Linked DNA regions of Homo sapiens: region 1 is linked to region 2. A link is a contact called in ENCODE Hi-C or POLR2A ChIA-PET data. All regions are on one chromosome and are shown on one strand. Each heading gives the region's core, a stretch centred on a gene start or an enhancer-like site at or near the end of the contact. The rest is flanking DNA. Distances are from core to core; before and after follow the strand shown. Region 1 holds the start of CLIC5 (chloride intracellular channel 5). Region 2 has its middle 40 kb from the start of MIR4642.

Region 1 (6,047 bases), core at 3,123-5,622, 1.5 Mb after region 2:
GCTTGGGGAGCAAACTGCCATCAGAAGTTTTAAAATCTCTCTCAATGGATTGAATAGGTAGTGAAGGCTGAGAACCACTGGTTTCTGTTGAAACCTCAGTTCCTGGCTGAAGAGACACTTGCGGCGAGCTTGTCTGTATCATTAGTCACTTCTGGGGTCCAGGGGTGAGACTGGGAGTGGAGGAAGCAATGCAAATGGGTGGAATGCCTTGATCTAACCTACACAGCACATCCTGTGTTTGTCTTTTCAAATTGCTTTCTGTTTTGCTTTTACTTCCTTGCTCTATTTCTTTCAATAAACCACACTCACTGCCATTACCTCTAGCCTGTTGTCCTCCTCTTAGGATCAAAGTCCAAGCTACATATTATCTCATTTACTCTCAAAATATCCCTGCAAGTGAGGAAGGAGCCAGGCCTTTGTTCCCCAAGGCAAATCAGGGACGTGCAGGTCCAGAAAGGTTCAGTCTGCCATGGGACTCATAATATTCAAGTCAGTGTGTTTACAGCAATTTTCAATTTACAAAGTGTTTTCACCTATGTTCTCCCATGGAATCCTCACAGCAAATCTACAATGACAGTATTTTCATAACCAGAATGACCACACATCCTTATTTGCTCCCAAACTATCCTGGGTTATACCTGTGGTTCCAGCCTAATTATTGATATCATTCCCTTTCACTCTCAAAAGTGTCTAGATTTGGACAATAAATTATATGGTCTCCTTATTTATAACCATGCTCTTGTTTTAAGAGGGCCAGTGAGGCTCCTGAAAGTTAAATAATTTGTTCAGGATCATTTAGCTAATTAGAGGCAGAGGCAAGACTTGAACTCAGGTACTGCATCTCCAAATCCCTGCGCCATCCACAGGTATTATGGGACATTAGAATCAGAGTTGACATGATCTAACATTTCTTATTGTAGAAACTAAAAATGTGGGGAAATAATCTCTTAAAAGTCACTGTCAGAATGTTCCCCGAAAGGGAAAGACTCGGAGTACATAGCAGAAATGGGTTAGTCTCCTTGGAAGCATTCTATGAACACATTAGAATGGATTAATAACATAAATAAATGTCACCATGATGGCACTTGAAAGCCTAACTTGGCAAAATAAGGTATCAGGCCTGACATATAGGTATTTGGAAAAGAGCAAGAAATTCAAAGTCTAAACTGCTAGATTTGAGGACTGGATCTGAATGCTATCTGCCATCTACCTTTGGGCATTTTACCTACTTTCTGTGAGCACATGTATTGTTCAACAGAACAGGAGGAATTATCATTCTTAGTTCCCTGGGCTGTTACAAGAAGAGCAAACTGCAGCTCATCAAGTGCTCTGACAGCGAGTCTCATAAGGTACCTGTGAATCCAGTTTATTTGTTTTCTTTATCTTTCACATAAGTGAATCAAGCCTTATAAAGTTGCTGATGATCAAATGAGATAAGGTATTTGAACATACTTATTATGTCCTAATATGCTGCAATCTTTCCTTCTTCTTATCATTATCATTATCAGCAGTAGTAGTAACAGATAATGACTATCAATTGACGTGGGAGACAATTACAATTACATGTCATTGTGAAACTCATTAGGTGACTGTGATTTAGAGTGGTACACCCAGTGGAAACAAGAGGTTGGGAGGTCCTTCCAAGGGGGTGTTGAAAATGACCAAGTCATGACTATAACTGGGTGGGACCCATCCTTCTTGGAAGTCTTCATAGAAACCAACCCACCCTGCCCTGCAGAAAGAGCTTCAGTTACCTGACACCATCAACAAGAAGGCCTTTCTTTTTATGGGGAATCATGTACCTCAGAGAAACTCCAAACTTTGGAAAAGTGTGATTCTGTCAACAAGGATATTGCTTCCCTCAAATGACACAGTTCAAGTAAGGCCTGGGCAGCATCTTTATTTCACAATATTTCTAGCCTTTACTTGTCCCATTTACTTGTAAATGAGAACTGCTAACCTGAAGCTCAAAAAGATGGGGTTGAGGGAGGAGTCAAAACAACTTTCATACCTGATGTTTTGATCTCCCCATCAATCTGGTTTTTGAGCTAGCCATGAAGGCCTGCCTGGCTCTCATTGATTTCCTTTAGGGAAAAAACAAATGACAACACAGTCATTTTAGAATTATTTGGGGAACGCTGCAAATTGTGCAGTAAGGTTTTTATATAAATGGAGAGACTCTCCAACACTGCCAACAAGAAAATTCCAAAGGTGCAGGTAGAATCGGTCTCCACACCTAGGAGTGGGGCAAAGGGCTCCTTTGGTTCTAAAGAACCTATTTGTGTTTCAAATATCTTTCAGAAACTTGACACCTTGAAACTACCACTCTCAAGGAATCTGAGTAAGTCCTAGAATCGCTTTCTTCAAGGAGAGCAGCAAGACTCATCGCTTTGTTAAAGCTCTCCCTATTCACCCCTAGGGCCCAGGCCTGGATGCTGGGGTTCAGAACACCCCCTTGCTGCCCTAAGGTCCAACACTACCCAGCATCAGACGAGAAATGACCTCCTTTATTACCTGGGTCTGCCAAAGGACCTGGAAATCCAGCCTGGGGTGGGGGTGGGGGGAGTCCCAGAAACCAAAGGAGCACACAGGGGCCACAGTGGGAAGAGAACAGGCTGAAGAAAGCAAGTGTCACTAAATGTCAGGTGTAAGCTTGAAAAATAAACACAAAGAATGTAAAACCCAGCAGAAGAAATTTAACAAACCTTTGTGGTAGGCTGGGACAACGGAGACAGATCACGTACCAAGTGTAAAGTAAGTCACATTTTAAGAGTCAGAAAGTACCAAAGACCACAGATTGTTATCAAGGTTTATGTAGATCTCATACTTTTTGCAAACATCTATTTAATTAGCTTGTAGAGAAGGATCTTTTGGGCAAAATAACATTTTCCCAATTCCAGGGAATATTTATGCCTTTTAAATTCTGCCAGGAGGCCCCTGACAGGCACCAGTGACTCTTCCCTTCTCAGCGATCTGCATATTTCTAGGGAAACTTTGCACTGAGAGAGTTTTCCCCCTTTGTGAAAGGTCTTGGCGCCCAGGCAGTCCCCGACTTCCCCTCCCCCAAGTCCTGGCGACTGTTTCTGCTCAGCCCTGGAGGCTACTCTCCCGCAGCCTCAGGTTTCCCTACTTCTGCAGCGTCGGCACCAAGGGCTGATCAAATGTTTCTTTCTCCTTACACCGGCGGACCGGGAAACGCCGCCGCAGCCTCGCCTCCATCCTTCCTCCTACAGGTTGCAAATAAAGTACAGCAGCTCTGACATTAGGCAGTTTCTGTCCAAGGAGCAAGGTGACTTCATTTAATTTGCACTGTGCTCCTTCATCCCTGTCTGCATCAGGTTGAACGGGAGGCTCTCCCTACTACCAAACGCCTAACATTTCCTTGATACTGCCTTGAAAAATCATGATTATGACAAAAATAATAACGTCGGAGAATGGAGTGCTTGTTTTCTGCTTTGCAAGTCACCAAGCAAGAAAACACTTTTGTCTCCTTGGCTTTTATTTTAGGATCTCTGAGCGAAAGAGAGAAAGAGAATTTTAAGAAATGTCATTTTCGCTTTGCCAAAGATCATTGTGTCAATAACGTTTCTCTCCCATTCCTCCCCCTCCTCCCGTTTTAAAGGAAAGGTTCACGGGTCCAGCCAGGTTTCTGCCGCATCCCGACACCTGGAGACGTCTTTCAGGACCAGCCTGAATCGCGTCCGGGCTGGGCTCTGGACTCGGACTCGCAGCGGTGACAGCGGAGGCGGGGACGGGGGTGGACAAACTGCGGATCAACTCTCCGAGAAGACGGCCACCTGCCGGAACCTGCCTTCCTCCATTCCGCCCAGGAGCCTCGCAGCGGGGCGCTGGCCTGCGGAAAGGCCACGGGGGAGCACAGGGCTCCGCGCCGCCCTCCTGGGAGGGTCCGGAGTCCAGCGCACCCCGAGCCCTGGTGGGTGAGCCCGGCGGGAGGCGCGGCAGGTGCGGCGGGAGACTGGACCCCGACCTACCTTCACAAAGAGCTCGATCTCGGGGTCCCTGTCGTCCCCGTTAGCTGTCGCCGAGTCTGTCATGCCGTTGGCGCCCGGGGCTACCGTCCCGGGCCGGGGAGGCGCCACCTCTGCAGCACCTGGGCCAGCACTCTGCGCTCCTGCCGCTGCCCAGCGGGGCTCCTCTTCAGGGCGGTGTTTAATTTTTCACAAAACCATCTATTCTCCAGCCCGAGCAGCGGGGTCTGAGAGATCAGTGTCCCAGATGCTCACATGAAAAGGAGCGAAGCCGGGAGGAGGCGGGGGGCCACGGGGAAAGCCGGGTTAAGGGAATGACAACAGGTCGTGGGAGCAACAAGTGCCGGGCTGCCCGGAGGTGTCACAGGATCCGCGACTGTCAGCGATCCCGCCGCCGCCAACGCGCCCAAAATAGCCGGCGGCTGCAGGGCGGGGTCAGCCGGGCGGGGACGCGGCGGGGACACCCCGGCAGCTCGGGCCTGGGCCGGGCCACGGCCCCCCGCCCCAAGACCCCGCAGGGCAGGAGGCGGAGACAGAGCTGGTCCTGGCAAAGCCACCAAGGCCAAGAGGATGTCCTGGGGGCGGATAATGAGGCGAAGGCAGAAAGAGTCGAGGAGAAGGGGAAGGGGAAGAGGAAGGGGAAAGGGGAAGGGGAAGAGGAAGGGGAAAGGGGAAGGGGAAGAGGAAGGGGAAAGGGGAAGGGGAAGAGGAAGGGGAAAGGGGAAGGGGAAGAGGAAGGGGAAAGGGGAAGGGGAAGGAAGAGAGGAGATGGCTCTCAAGTCTTCTGTTTCTTTAATAAAGCGTCAGCTCCTCCGAGTTACTCCACTACCAGCCTTACCCACTTGGAAAGCCCTTCCTGTCTTAGTGATGCTCAGAACCCCCACCAAAAGGGGCATTTGCCATCCTTGGGCTAAGCAAAAGGAGAGTAGGGTGCTGGGGACGGGCAGGGCAGGGCAGGGGTGGCTCCTGGGGCAGAGGGGTGAGTCAACCCGGTCAGGTGCGGCTTCCATGCCTTTCAGCCTTCTGGGTTTGTTTATTTTTCTTCTCCCTTCTTTCATTTTCTTTCTATTTCTTCCTTTATTTTCTGATCTTACTTCATTCCCGTTCTCTTCTGGTTGTTTTAGTGAAGTAGGATGCAAACACAGAAAAGATGCACATATCTTAGGTGTATGCCTCAATGAATTTTCACAATCCAACCCACCCATGTAACGAGCGCCAGATGAAGAATAAAATGTTAGCCACAGCCCTAGAAGCTCCTCCTGCTCTCTCCTCTCCACATCTTTTCTCCCGTCTCCACTGTCCCAGGGTAACCATTATTCTGGCTTGTAGCAGCATAGGATCTTTTTGCCTGGAATGTTGGTGTCTGGCTTCTTTCGCTCATTACTATGTTTGTGAGATTCATCCATTGTGCTATGTGTAGTTGTGTATCATCCATTTTCACCGACACACTTACTTATTCATTCTTCTGTCAATGGACATTTGTGCAGGTGACTATCATGACTACTCTGTCACGAACATTCTCTCTATCAAACATCTTTTGGTTGGATTCACAGACACTTTTCTCTTGGATGTATACTTAGGAGTGGACTTGCTGAGTTGTAGTGTATAAGAATGCTCTCCTTGTGTAAACACTGCCATAGGTTTTCTAAAGTGGTTGCACCAACAGACATTCCCACCCTTCAGTTCTTTAAAAAATAATTATTGAATGTTTTGCACCAGAATCTGGTGGAATTCTCTTTGTCTTCTTTGCCTTCTCTTTAATTAATCCTGTTTGTGCTATGTCCTTCCTTACTAAAAACATGTATTTGTTTAATAGCTTTATTAAAAAATTTATCGCTTAATAAAAAAATAAGTAATAATACTTATTATGTGCTAGGCAAAAATGTTGAGCACTTTACATGTGTGAACTTGTATAATATTTACAAATAGTATAATGATCCCAATTTTACAAGTGGGGAAACTGAGACATGAAGTATTTAAGTAACTTATCCCTAGTCATTCAGCTAGGAAATGGTGAAGTCAGGATTTAAACCCAGACAGACTTGAGCCTGTCCTCTC
Region 2 (6,211 bases), core at 1,812-4,311:
GGCAGCCCTCCAGGATATTACCTTTCTTAGGCTGGAAAGTGTTTCTTTGAAAAACGTTTTGGTTCAGCCGAGGCCTCCTAAGTTTTTGCAGATTTGCTTGTTCGTAACTATGAAGAGAGTCACCAAGTCGGTCCTTTGGGGGGCGGGGTGGGGGTAAGGTGAAGGCAGCATCGCTGGGAGGAAACTACTCCGATGACAACTTTTTGCTAAATGGTGGCTGGAAAACACTGGATTATATTTCCCCCGGTACAAATTCCTAAAGGGGGCCAATCCCCCGAGGCCGGCCTCCCCCAGACAGAAACAGAATCTGTGACCCTGAATGAAATGTCTCATGCCCCTGTGAAGGGGAGAGGGCAGGAAATGAAGAGAAGTGATCTCTCTTTTTAAACACACTTTTTTTTTTTAAACACTGAAAAGAAAAGCATTTGCAAAGGTGCATGAATCCAAGTGTGTTGCTCCTGACACATCGGTTTTGCATGTGCTTTTGCCTTTTCAGAATGTTTTCACTTCCTGGCAGCCTTGGGAGGTGAGCAAGGCCTCCATCCATCTCTGCACCTGAGAGATGAGGACGCTGAAGTTAAATGGCTTACCCCGCAGGTCATCCCACTGGTAAGACACGGAGCTGGTGCATTCGATCAGTCTGTCGCGGCCACATATTCCTGGGCACCTCTTCTGTGCCCAGCCCAGGGCTGTGAAAAGGACATTGAGGTGGCCGCTGTCTAGCTGTGGATACACATGCCTCATTTAAGTAGAATGGTACAGAGCAGCCCAGCATGAGGTACGGTCCTTCAACTTGAAGCTGACCTGGAGCTCTGTGCAGCCATTGCCGCAAGTGGGTTGGAGTAGGGGGCAGGCTAACTTCTTGAAGGAGGCGTGAACAGCTGCTGAGACTGCGGACCCCTGAATGGTGCTCTTTCCACCAGGACCTCACTGAAATCTAGGTGCTGTTCCCCAAATGGAACATTTTAATTACTGCTGCCGATGACACGTTTTATATCTGCTAGTTGTTATAAATGCAAATATAGAGAAATAGGAAGTAAAAGATCCAAGTGTCATTTCCCCTACTCCTGGCAACCGCAGTTGGCCCCCAACCCAAGATGAACACAGTTGGATATGTTGGGGTGTCTCTTTTGGACATTCTCATATGCATACAAGCTGTCTGGGCCTGTACCCTGGCTGCCTCCTCCACCGTACTCTCTGCGCAGAAGCTGACCGGTGTGCACTGCATCAAAGGGCTCAGCCTCTGCAAGGGACAGGAGGTGTGGCTAGGATATTCCTGTCGCTGGCTCCCTCTGTGCCAGGTCAGACCTTGTGGTCAGAGGGATGGTGGCAAACTCCGTTGTCAGAGGGATGGTGGCAGACCCCGTTGTCAGAGGGCTGGTGGCAGACCCCGTGGTCAGAAGGCTGGTGGCAGATCCTGGGGTCAGAGGGCTGGTGGCAGACCCCGGGGTCAGAGGGCTGGTGGCAGACCCCGGGGTCAGAGGGCTGGTGGCAGACCCCGTGGTCAGAAGGCTGGTGGCAGATCCTGGTGTCAGAGGGCTGGTGGCAGACCCCGGGGTCAGAGGGCTGGTGGCAGATCCTGGGGTCAGAGGGCTGGCGGCAGCCCTCATGGTCAGGGGACTAGTCGCAGCAGCCCTCATGGTCAGGGGACTAGTGGCGGCCCTCTGCTGGGAGTCGTAGCTCCTGTCAGGTGGCCCCTTCACACATTTTCCCTCTCTGGATTCCCATAATGACCTCTTCCCTTTACCCTTCAGCCCTGCGGATGGTTACTGGCCCTTCTTCCCTTGTTGATTTCCTTAAACCCTATAAGTAAACTCTTTTCAAGTCACCTCACCCCATGTTTTTCAGAATCTTGACTGAGAATAAGCACATATATTGTTTTGTAATCTGTGTGTGTGTGTGTGTGTGTGTGTGTGTGTAAAAAGGAGTTATTATATATAAATATCCTGTAAAGTCATGAAGTCCTGGGGGCCTCAGATAAACCCTTAGAAGGATGTTACTGCATCACCCCGTTATTGATTAGGAAACAGAGGCTCAGAGAGGGTGAGTAATCTGCTCACAGTCACCAAATAAACAGAGGAGTGGCCATTCTAAGGCCAGTGTGCTATTTTACAGCATTCCAGTGGGTGGGTATAGATTATTCATGTAATCAGTCCCCCTATGGATAAACATTTAATGTTGTATTCAGTTTTTCTCCTTGATATCAAGGCATCCCCAAACACAATACATGATTTCTTCTGGAAGCCTGAAGCAGGCACAGAGCAGTGGGAGGCACAGAGGGTGAGGCTGAGCCAGCTGTCAGATCTGGGACAAGCCGTTCTGCTTCTCTCAGCCTCGATTTCCCCAGATGTCTACTAGGAAGAGCATAGACCTTTGGACTTTGAGGCATGTGAGAGCCTGAGATTCTGCTGAGGCCTCGTTTTTAAATAGCTGCTCGTCTGAGGCTGGAGTGTGGGCAGTGATCAGCTGGCTACCAGGGAGGTGGCTGACGACAGGGTCCCCTTGTCCCCATAAGACTTTTATGGTACCACCTTTCAGGCATGTCCCATCCTGCTCATGAGCTGCAGAGACATTTGCTTCTGGAGGAAGCACTGAAGAGAAAACCAGCTATTAGTACTAGGATTGAAACAAAGAGAAAATGAAGATTCTGAGAAAGTGACTGTTCTTAGAATCAAGAAGTGTTATGGGGGAAACGATGTGTTCTTGGAGCATTTAGGGGAGGAAATAGGTAAATCCAGGAGAGGGTGCTTGCCACTGCAAGCTGGTCTAGCTCCCTGCACCCTCAGCTCTGTCCAGGAACCCTCTTCCTCCAAGTTCTTGAAGGCTGTGCGGGGCCCAGGCTCCAAAGAGGACAGATGCAGAGGCCACTTGTCCTCCCCTCCCCAAGGACCCAGAGCCCGCAGCTCCAGCAGCATCTCCAGCCAGCTGCCTGTCTGTAGCCGACGCCCCCCAGGGCTGCAGGGTTGGGCGAACTGGCCTCTCCTGTGCGGCTGACCAGGTCCCCCGAGCTTCCTTAGGGTTGCAGGCAAGGAGGCTCCCGCAGGGAATCTGGAGCAAGGTGCATCCGGCGGCCAGCAGGTGTCACTGCTGCCCCAGAGACGGCCGGCCACGGGCTGTGGCGACACGGTGAGCTGGAACAAACCGCTTTGTTCCTGCTTCACAGGCTTTACCTTACAGCAGGGTTAGGAGCCTGTTTACCTGCACTTCTGCCCAAGGAAAGGAGTAAAAGCCCTTCTCCTCCTTCCCTCCAGAGGACCCCATGGAGGCCTGCTGGGCTGCGCCCCCCTCACTGGCCTGGCCAGGGCGTGTGGGAGCACCCAGCAGCTGGGGCTCCTGGGCACCCACTGCCTGCCGGGCTTTGCCCTGGGAGCTGTGGGGCCCACAGCCCTATGGACTTCATACTTCTGCAGGGGCATGGGGCAACTTGAAGGGGTGTTGGTAGGTGTTACAAAGCGAGGCCCAGCCTGGGTCTGGCACGGTGAATCCTCCTTCCTGGCCGCCTCTCCTCACTCCGAAGGCTTCGCGGATGGTCTTGCTCCAGGTTGTCAGTTGCTCCTCTGAGTGGTGGGTGAAGAGGAAGCGGCTCCCGTGTGTGGGGCTGTAGGCGGACCAGCTGTTCTAGTTTGCTCATCACTGAGGAGTTCCTGGATGCACAGCTTTGGTGCTAAACTCAGAAAATCCTGGGCAACCCAACGAGTTGGTCATTCGGGCCAGGTACCAGCCACTTTTCAGACATCACTTTGCCTAACGCACATTGTTGGTCGTGTTGTCTCCCCATTGTAAAGAGAAACTAAGGTTGGAAAAGGCTAAACAAGCTGCCCAAACTCTCTGGATGGGGAGGGAAGAGTGGACATTTGAATTTAGGACCACCTGACCTGTGCTGTTTCTCCTGGATGCCTCTGAGGTTGAGAGATGAGAAGTGGCATTCACAGGCGTGAATCCGTGATGCCCAAATGGTAGGCAGCTGTGGGCCACGGGCATGGACAATTATGCTGTGTGCTGTGGTGGTCGCCTGAACTGGGGCAGCAGCCCAGGAGTCCCTTGAGGGCATGGAGGTCTGAGGGGAGCAGCGCATCAGAAACAAGGGTGTGGGGACTTTTAGGACCCCATGGTCAGAGCACAGGTAGCAGAAAAGCACACACTGGGCCAGGCCGAGGGGGCACAGCCAGGCTGACAGGGCCTGGAAGGGAGATACCACCGCCAAGAAGGTCCCGATACCTGCACGTGCCTCCTCCACAGCCCAGACGCTTATCTAAAATATCTTTTAGGACAAGAACCAAACCCCTAAGCCTGGTGAGCCGAGGACCTGGCGGTGTCTGGCTGGCCGGGGTGGGGGCTATGTAGGCAGAAGCAGATGCTGGTGGAAGTTCACCCAGGCCCCCTTTGCCAGGTGGCCAGGGACAGCATCGGCCACTTCCACAGGGGGCCATGAAATGGTGTCAGCTTCTGACAGATGCTGGATGGACATTCAGCCTAAGCATGGAAGCCAAAATGAAAGAATTCGCCAGGTCCTCAATTCATTGGGTAAAATCAGCTCTTGTAGCAGCCAGGCAGCTGGCAGGCTAGATGCTGTGCTCAGGGCTACTATTACAGAGAGAAGCCCCAGCCCTCCAGGGCCTGTGGAAGAAAGCAACCAGCCCAGCAGCAGACAGGCCTTTCTGCAAGTCACTGCAGCGAGGATGAGTGACAAGCTTATCAAGACGGCTGGTCAAGGCACCAAATGCCTCCTCCTAGGATCTGCACATGTCTGCTGGGCAAGGCTGCTGCTCCCTTGACAGGGAGAATTAGGAAAAAGAGCCCTCTCTGGATGGGCACAGCCTTCAGCAGCACAGCTTTGCAAGTGGAGTTCAGTCCCCGCTAACCCTCTTAGCTGGACACATTTGTGCAGTGCATAAACTGCACAACTGTACATGATGGTCCTGCCAGCAGAGGCTGTTTGTATCAAGGACTGATAACTCTTTTGCAGGCGGGAAGCAGGAGGTACCTGAGACCTGGGTGATGCCCTCCCCATCTGGTCCCTTCTGTGCTCAGAGTGGTCAACTCTTCCTAGGAAGCATCCAGGAGAAGCTATACAGGAGGATAAGGAGGAGGACAAGTGCATTGCGTGAAGAAATGTAACGTGCAAATGCACAGGGGCATAAAACTTCCCCATTGACTAGAGAGTAGGGTGCAAGGTGGGGACAGCAGGAGATGAGGTGGGCAGGGGCCAGAGTTAAAGGCCTGGTCTTCTGTAGGCTGTTCTGTATTTGAGGCTCAGGGAGCTATCTATGTGCCAGGCTGGAGGGAAGAGGGCAGCAAGGGAGAGCCAGGTGGGAGGTAACCTTCCTTTTCGTAGGCTCCTCTAGAGGCTTATTTCCATACCACATCAATGATATTCCCAGAAGCCTCCAGCAATAGTTCTGAGCTCTGTCTTCTGCCCATTGTGCCAGCTTCTGCTGGGAATCTTGGAAACAGAAGTTGGAGCCTTACTCTTAAGCAGAAATGCCAAGGCTAAAAAGGGAAGTCATGACCACACACATGTGTCTGCTGGGACTAACTGGGGACAGAGGGTGCAGTGGGGGGTTGGGAAGAGTAAGCCGCTGCCACTGTGCTTGGGGTGGTCTGGGAGGACTTCTCATACCGTGCCCACTGCTTGTGCACACCTGGGTATGAGCACAGTCTCCACCCCTGACTGAGGCACTGGATGAATCACACCCCCTCCCTTAGTTCCTCCACCTGCAAAAGGGTATAGCAGCCCCCACCCACCCAGGGCCCAGGGCGTAAACTGCCCCAATGCCTTGATTATTTACTCTTCCTCCTGGTGGGTGGCAGCATCTGAGGGGCCAAGTCTTGCCTCACCCACGTGTGCAAGAGTACAGATCGAGGTTTGATTTGCCAAAAAATTTAACTATTTTCTTTTCCTCTTAAGTTCTGGTTTCTCCTTTTGGGAGGTGCAGGAAAGAGGCTGGAAAGGGCCCCCTTGACTGCTGCTGATTGGGAAGGGATGGGAGTGTGTGGACAATGGCTGGTGGGCCAGGCTGGCCGTGTCCCAGGGGCCAAGCCCCATGCTGGGCTGTTCTAACAAGAACTTGAACTGAACCGAACCATGACCCCCAAATTGGAAAACACTGCCCTGATTCACTGAACCCGAAACCGAATCCAAGTATTATTATTTTTTGACTGAACTCTGAATTGAACTAATGTTTTTTCTTAAATACCTACCAAACCAGTT

Evidence for each region. Hi-C counts contacts between places; a loop is a spot of excess contacts on that map. ChIA-PET counts read pairs that join two places held with the same protein, here RNA polymerase II (POLR2A). Pooled maps may share reads with other maps.
Region 1: a pooled map shows a loop between it and region 2 (2.3-fold over the local background). The contact joins the promoter of CLIC5 here to the enhancer-like site in region 2. A Hi-C loop is called at or near these places in 2 of 50 pooled maps. POLR2A ChIA-PET finds 5 or more read pairs at or near these places in 2 of 52 experiments (OCI-LY7 and activated T-cell).

Annotation. Positions count from the first base shown.
Region 1 is chr6:46,011,488-46,017,534 of GRCh38, forward strand. CLIC5 (chloride intracellular channel 5) reads right to left here and starts at 4,373. Exons shown (of 6, transcript NM_016929.5): 1 at 3,993-4,373. The coding sequence starts at 4,055. RefSeq lists enhancers at 8-57, 3,486-4,330, 4,331-5,175 and a silencer at 4,024-4,073.
Region 2 is chr6:44,472,795-44,479,005 of GRCh38, forward strand. No RefSeq gene overlaps it. Among named protein-coding and RNA genes, the nearest start is that of MIR4642, 40 kb to the left of the region's middle. RefSeq lists an enhancer at 2,645-3,175. Within about 2 kb of position 3,062, at least 3 of the 41 ENCODE cell types and tissues checked have a DNase peak (open chromatin) inside an H3K27ac peak, as active enhancers do.